2 separate regions of the Homo sapiens genome follow, and region 1 is linked to region 2. A link is a contact called in ENCODE Hi-C or POLR2A ChIA-PET data. All regions are on one chromosome and are shown on one strand. The core of a region is the stretch at or near the end of the contact, and the rest is flanking DNA. Distances in the headings are between cores, read along the strand shown.

Region 1 (3,822 bases), core at 55-2,554, 71 kb after region 2:
GGACTTCTCTGGGGCGGGAGCCACATAGAGCTGGACAATGGATCGGTGGTGACGGAACGTGAAGAGCCGGGTGGACTTTGGCTCCTTTAAGGTCTCACCAAAGCAGAAAGCTGCATAGAGAGTCATGGCTATCAGCAAGGCCAAGGCCAGCCAGAAGGGGTTGGCATAACCCTGGGCCCGGAGCCAGTGGCCCCCGAGGAGGCTTGCCAGCATCCCAGCCACCCCGATGCTGGCTTCCAGCAGGGCCATCCGGAAGGTGCGGCTGCGACTGGAGCTGACATCTGCCACGGACGCAAAGCTAGCAGCCAGAAGGCCACCGAAGTCGCCGAGGAGGGCACAAAGGATGCGACCCAGCACGAAGTAGCCGACGTGGAGCTGCAGCTGCACCACAAAAACGGACACTAGGGCCTGGAGCAGCAGGCCCAGCGAGGCCAGCACTAGCAGCGGGCGGCGGCCCACACTGTCGCTCCAAGCTCCCAGCAGGGTGGACGAGAAGAGCCCCACCAGGAAGCCGCCCACGTTCATGTAGAGGGTCCAGTGGGAGGTAAGGGTCTCCACTTCCTGTAGGGGCACAATGACCAGGGTGCGGTTCCTCACTCTGGGTTCCACAATCCCCAAATCCTCGCCATCCCGGGAGCTACAGGGATGAGGACTTCCTTTGGAGCCCTAAACCTCAGAGAATCTTAGCACAGCTTTCAAAATCTGCCAGTGGAGAGGGGGAAGGACATGGACCAAGGCCCCATTCCCTTTCCTTTCCCCCCCCTTTTGTTAACCTGCAAGGCCAGACTTTAGCTCAGCTTTTCGCATCCCACCCGCTGAGGTTCTCGGTCAGGCCCCTTTGCTCTGGTCCCGCCCACCATCCAAAATGCACCCTCCCTCCAGTTACCCGCCACTACCATTACGCAGGCCCCGCCCCTCCGCTGCCCCCACGCTCCAGACCAGGGCCCTCCACCTGCCAGGCTCCTCGCCGCCCCGCTACCTGCATGGTGGGGTCCGCGCTGCGGTTGCTGCAGCCCCCCCTTTGGCGGGTGCCATTGTAGCCGAGGTCGGCGCTGAAGCGGTGCCACAGATACTGCGTGGTGAGCGGGCCCTGCAGGACCAAGGCAAAGTTGGCCAGGAAGACCAGCGGCTCTACCGGGCCCCGGCACAGCACGGCAGCCGCAGGGCGGGCGCGGGGCTTTTCCGGGGGGCTCGCGCTCCCCTCCATGTGCGTGCGCGGCGGAGCTGTCGCCAGGCGGGCGGCGGGGCGCGCGAGCGACTCGCTGCCTGGGACCAGCGACGCGTGGCGTGGGGCTTGCGCTGTCTGCGCCTGCGCCCGGCGTCCCTCCTTAAATGTCCGGCGGGGAGGGGCCTGTGACCTGAGGCCACCGGACTCTCGCCGCGGGTGCACCTGGCTGGGCGTGGGCCAGCGAGGGGCCCGGCACCCCCAGCCCGCGGGATGACCTCACCTGTAAAGTGTGCGTAGACACCGCCCTGCAGCCCTCCCTCCCGGCCCAGACACACCACAGATAACAAGAATATCAACAATTAACATGTATTGACCACTTACTATGTGCTGGGCACGGTATTAAACCCTTTTTGTGCGTTGGTCTCCCGATAACTCTACAGGCTAGCCAATATTAACCATCGCTATCTACCGCTGAGGAAACGAGGTCATCGGGTACTCAAGGCAGAGCTGGAAGAGCACATGACTCCTGATGCTGCTGATGTTCTGCGCTGTAACAGAGAGGCAGCTGGAGAGGATCGGAGTGGGCTGAGCCCAGCTGCCTGGGTTGGAGCACCTAGGCTCTGCCACTACCTTCGGCATGCCACTTACCACCCTGAGCCTCTGTTTTTTCATCTGTAAAATGGAGTTGCTAACAAAACATGTCTCAAAAAGTTGTGGAAAAGCAGTGTCTGGTATATTCAAAGTGCTATTATTGCTATTAACAGGCTGTCACGTCTGGGAGTGGTGGCTCACACCTGTAATCCCAGCACTTTTGGAGGCTGAGGCGCATGGATCGCTTGAACCCAGGAGTTCGAGACCAATCTGGGCAACATGGTAAAACCCTGTCTCTACAAAAAATACACAAAAATTAGCCAGGCGTAGTAGCAGATACCTGTAGTCCCAGGTACTCGGGTGGCTGAGGTGGGAGGATCAATTGAGCCCAGGAGGCAGAGGTTGCAGTGGGCTGAGATCGCACCACTGCACTCCAGCCTGGGTGACAGAGCAAGACCCTGTCTCAAAAAATATAAAATAAAAATAAAATAAAAAACAAGCTGTCACTTGCTCCACTCCTGCCCTAGGATCTTTTCCTGGGAAACTAGTCTTGTTTCTGGGGTCAGGCAGGGCCTGGCTCTGCAGTTCCCTTAGAGAAGATGGGGGAGGGCCTGGGAGGTCCTTGGGTGTGAACCTATGCTCCTGGGTGGCTCCCATTATAGGAATTAGGCCAGAAGGCAGTCACCTGCTCTGCTGCTGAGGAGGTCAGACCCTGTCTGGGCCTCTGTTTTATTGCCTGTAAAAAGGAACAGCATTACCTTCCTTACTCCCCTATCTTTCATTCATTCAGCTCATTTACTGAGTGCCCCTTACGTGCCAGGCACTGTGCTGGGGGACTCCGGGACCACAACAGGAAAGGAAATAGACAAAGCCCTCACCAGGCCCGTTAGTTTCTAGAATGGTGGGAGAGGAAAAATAGTCAAAGAATCCTACTAATTGATACAAAATTCCAACCGTGGAAAATAGTTTTGAACTCCAAGGGTGCTAATTCAGGGGCTGGAGGTAGGGGGAGCAGAATCAGGAAAGGCCACCTTCCCTGAGAACAGAGCAGCTGAGTGGGTTTCTGGAGGCAGGTCCTGACAGGCCTGATTCTTGGGAGGATGGATGGCTCCAATTCTGGCCACTGTGACTGTGCCTGGGCCTGTTGGAGCTTGTTAGCTACCCCACCTCCCCTGAGCCAGGAGTCCGAGACTCAGGATGGGTAGGTGCTGGCTAGATACTAGTGAACTGAATAACCTCCCCCTGCAAGCTGCCCCCACCTGTGGTCCCCTAGAGAGAGGAAATTCCACATTAAACATTCAAGCCTCTGGATTGGCTCCACTCTCCTCCCTCCCCTTCCAACTCCTCCCTACCACTTACACAAAAGCTTGGCCCAGTTAGGTCAGCTGCAGTGAGGGAGGGGTACTTGGCTAAATCCTTGGAATTATTTCTTAGATAAAGAACTAAGGCTAGGAGAGGCCAAGGTCCCTCATCAGGAATGGGACAGGGTGTGGCTCATCCCAGAGCCAGAGCCTGCAGTACCCACTAGGGTAGAGGTCTTTTCTAACTCCTTGAAAACAGCTGCAATCAGGTCACTGGCCTGCTCAAAACCATCCTGGGCTTTCCATTTCGCTCAGTGAGAGCCAAGTCCTTATGAGAGCCCTAAGGCCACCTACCTCTTCTCTGTCCCTCTCCCCTGCTTTGTCCCCCTCAATCCTTGTGCTCAAGCCATGCTGGCCTCCTGCTTTAGGGCCTTTACACTTGCGGTAACTACTACCTAGAATGCTCTTCTGGATATCTGCCTGGCCGGCTCCCTCACTTCCTTCAAGTCTCCACTAAAATGTCACCTGACCCTCCTATATAAGCAACTTCCCTCCTTCCTTGCTTCCTGGCACTCCCTAATCCTTTACCCTGTTTCATTTTTTTCCATAGTGTTTATCACCATCTGAATTATAACTTTCTGGTTTCTTTGTTGTCCATCTCCCTTTACTAGAGGTCATGATGGCAGGGACTTTGTTTTTTCATCACTACCATATCCCCAGCATCTAGAATAGTGCCTGGCGTGTGGTAGATGCTCAAAAGAC
Region 2 (3,499 bases), core at 801-3,300:
AGAAATCCAGTACCTCAATGTTGGTATGTAATCCAAAAATTTTAAGTAAGGGGGAAAACCCACATCCAACACTGCATGGGCCAACTAATACATGTCTATGAGCTGTCTGTAGACGACTCTGGCCTTTGGCCTCACTGGAATCCACTGATGTAAGTGAGCTAGCATCATCCTTTTGAAGCATTTTGTTCATCTGTAGCTTCCTTAAAATAGGGCTTTTTAAAAAGATCTGGCCAGTGCAGTAGCTCATGCCTGTAATCCCAGCACTTTGGGAGACTGAGGTGGGAGGATCACTTGGGCACAGGAGTCTGAAACCAGCCTGGGCAATGTGGCAAAATACCGTCTCTACAAAAGATTTCTAAGATAGCCAGACCTGGTGACAGGTGCCTGTAGTCCCAGCTACTTGGGAGGGTAAGCTGGGAGGATCGCTTAAGCCCAGGAGGTGGAGGCTGCAGTGAGCCGTGTTCACACCACTGCACTCCAGCCTGGGCAACAGAGTGAGACCCTGTCTCAAAAAAAAAACCAAAAAATCTGTCTTTCGCAGCTACAGGTCATTAATCTGACCAGCTGCTCCAGAAAGATTGAAGTAACATGAGGGAGCAAATATCTGCTTCAACTTCCACCCCCTTCCCTGAGAGCATGCATTTATTCAGAAACATCCACTCAGTCCCTGCTCTGGGGACAGACTAGTGAAAACAATGCCTCTGGACAGATGGTAAAGAAATAATCACAAATCGTGATATTACTATAAGGAAAAGTACATGGTGCTGTGTGAAGTGCTGCAGGAGGACACAGTTCATGGGGGGCGGACTTGGAGGGGAGGGCCAACAGAGGCCTTCTGAAAAAAATGACACTTAAACAGACCTAAAGACTGTCCAAAAGTATGTCAAGTGAAAGGGGAAGCAAGGCATTGCAGGCAGAAGGAAACACGTATGTGAAGATCCTGAGGCAACAGGAAATTTGATGCATTCCGAGAACAGAGACTGAGCAAGAGAAGGGAACAGAATGAGGCTAGACAGGGAGACAACAGCTGGATCACCGAAGGCTCTGAAAGACGCAGTCATGAGCTTGGATTTTATCAGAAGGGTAATGGGACAGCCAGCGGGTTCTCAGCAGACCAACAAAATCAGACTTAGAAAGATCACTCTTGCTCAGCCTGAGAGAACCGATTGGAGGGAACAAGAGAGGGCAAAGCCCCAAGTACCTTCTTGTTCATCACTCTAACCCTAGCACCTAGCATGGTGCCCACACATAACTGGCACTCAGTAAATGTTTGTGGAATGAATGACCGTGGAAACAGGAGACTATTGCAGTAACCAAGGCTGGCAGCCGAACACAAGTGTTCCGAGTTGAGATGTTTTGTAAGTCGAGGTGATGGGGCTTAGCAATGGACTGACTGAATGTGGGGGTTTGGGGATAAGAGAAAAACAAGTCAGGCATGACTCCCATGAATCTGGCTTGGCCCACCTATCTGATTGGAAGGGCTGGCTTAAAGAGATAGGTAAGATGGAAGAAGAGGTGCAGGGAAAGAGTTCACAGATTATCTACCAACTCCCATCACACGCGTGTCTGAGCATCTGAGCAACACCTGGCCCAAGAGCTGGGACTAAGCTCCCTGAGCATGAGGCGGTGGCATACTTTCTGCGCCCCGGCTCTCCCAGATGCATGCGAGGCACTGCGAGCCGACTCTTTACTATGTAAACTCCCCGAACTTATCCGAGCCGCAGTTTCCTCGTAAGATCGTGGCAAGCATCAACGCATCAAACTCCAGGCCTAAGCTGGGTGTGAAAGCGCCCCCCTGAGAGTGGGGCGGAATTCCCACGTCTCTCCCCGCCCGGTACTGCCTTTCCTCAGGACGCGGGCCTGTCAGGCTCCTCTCGCCCCTGGTCCGCCCGCGTCCCCCGACCCGAGGTCAGCCTACCTGCCGGCCCCGCGGCGGCAGCGCGCTGCAGCCCAGGCTGATGTAGACAGGCAGCTTCTCCTGGGTCAGCGACAGCCGGTACCCAGCCAGCCTGCCACGGCCGCTGCCACGGATACAGAGCCTGTTTACCTATGACGTCACTACCTTCCTGACTCCGGAAGCACTTACAGCCCCCATTCCACAGAGCCTGCTGGGAAACAGAGGCCCGAGGGGAGGCCCGGCCTACAAGACCCAGAAGCCTTAGCGCCGGCAAGGCGGCCAGAAGTAGCTCTGCTCTCTCCGCGAAGACCCTCGGGGGATTCCGCCTCCACCCTTTCCCGGATAGAGCGCTATGCATGCAGGGACTTGTAGTCTCAGGCTCCCCAGCCGGCTGGGCTGGGCAGCACTCCGGGCGGAGTCGACGAGCGCAGGATGTGAGCTCACAGCTTGGGACTGCTGAGGGGCAGGCGGCTGCAGGCTAGGGGCGGCTCGGAGTCCGCTGGCCACCCAGCTGAGAGGAGAGGCGCCCCCGGGGACGGTGAGAGCCGGGCCCGCCGATGCCCTCGGGGAAGGGATGGACGGCCCCTGCTGGAGTAGAGCGAGCCCGGCCGGGTCCTGGGGGAAAAGGCGCGGGCGGCGTAGGGGAGATGGAGAGCTCCGATCTCCCACGGAGGGTGGGCGTGAGAACCGGTGTGGGTTTCTCGGTAGTGAGGAGTGGTCCGGGCTAGAGAAGAGCCCACACCGGCCACATTTCCCAGGACTTTTTGGGTGACGCTTAACCTTTACACCTAGGGTTTCTGCTAGATCCGCCACTCTAGCCCTCAGCTTTCCTCCCGCCGTCCTCCGTGTCTGACGGATTTCTGGGTCCTTCTTCCTTTTAGACCCCTCCTCTTTCCACCTCCGCGGCTGTTTGCCCTTTGTTGTGCTTGGGTTCCCATTAGCTTCGTTGCGTGAGCCACGGATCCGCCCTTAGCCCCGGGCATCCCCAAATATCCACACACAAAGTGCGGAAGGAAGAGCACTGTGGCTATCAGTGGAAACTTCATTCTCACTGGAATTACTTTCTGGGGCGTCACCTGCCACAGAATTCCTGGAACCCATTGGTCTGGGCGGAATGTGATTGACGTCATCCAGGGGCTCAAAGCAATTGCTTTGTAGGAAAGGAAGAGATTAGCTCTGGATCCGCCGACCTCTCTTGGCAGGCCTATCCTTTGAGCTCCTTTGCATTGGCAGAACATGTATGTGTGCTTTCTCTGATCCTGGGAAAACTAGGACTAGACACAAAATACACAGGGAACTTGCTAATACCTGTTAGAGAGGTGGATTTATTCCTTTGAGGTGGGCGGGAAAAGGGAAGGTGATCTCATACCATTCTAGTGTTTCTTAGTCATTGGCAACCTCCTGGTGAGGGCTCACCTCCCATACCCAACCCCTGTGGCAAATGAAAGAGTCTCCCAGACAAGCCGCCAAAGGAATTCACTGCTTCACACAGCACCCACGCTGGCTGTCCACTTCCTTGGACATTCTTCCCAGGGACTTACCTAAATCTTTTCAGGGACAATTTCAGTCTAACAAACTGACGTATGTTAAATACTTAAAATG

Evidence for each region. Hi-C counts contacts between places; a loop is a spot of excess contacts on that map. ChIA-PET counts read pairs that join two places held with the same protein, here RNA polymerase II (POLR2A). Pooled maps may share reads with other maps.
Region 1: a loop to region 2 is called in a map of PC-9, with 4 times the contacts of the local background. The contact joins the promoter of SLC46A1 here to the promoter of IFT20 in region 2. A Hi-C loop is called at or near these places in 8 of 168 maps with a recorded cell type or tissue (HL-60/S4, IMR-90, MCF 10A and 5 more), 4 of 37 single-sample maps with no recorded cell type and 13 of 50 pooled maps. POLR2A ChIA-PET finds 5 or more read pairs at or near these places in 18 of 52 experiments (A549, BJ, CD4-positive, alpha-beta memory T cell and 14 more).

Annotation. Positions count from the first base shown.
Region 1 is chr17:28,404,908-28,408,729 of GRCh38, forward strand. It overlaps SLC46A1 (solute carrier family 46 member 1), which reads right to left and starts at 1,305. Exons shown (of 5, transcript NM_080669.6): 1 at 980-1,305; 2 at 1-561. The coding sequence starts at 1,207. RefSeq lists enhancers at 1-319, 3,460-3,822 and silencers at 787-946, 1,147-1,486.
Region 2 is chr17:28,333,422-28,336,920 of GRCh38, forward strand. IFT20 (intraflagellar transport 20) reads right to left here and starts at 2,051. Exons shown (of 5, transcript NM_001267776.2): 1 at 1,919-2,051. It overlaps TNFAIP1 (TNF alpha induced protein 1), which reads left to right and starts at 2,340. Exons shown (of 7, transcript NM_021137.5): 1 at 2,340-2,435. RefSeq lists silencers at 1,748-1,939, 2,433-2,482 and an enhancer at 1,863-2,392.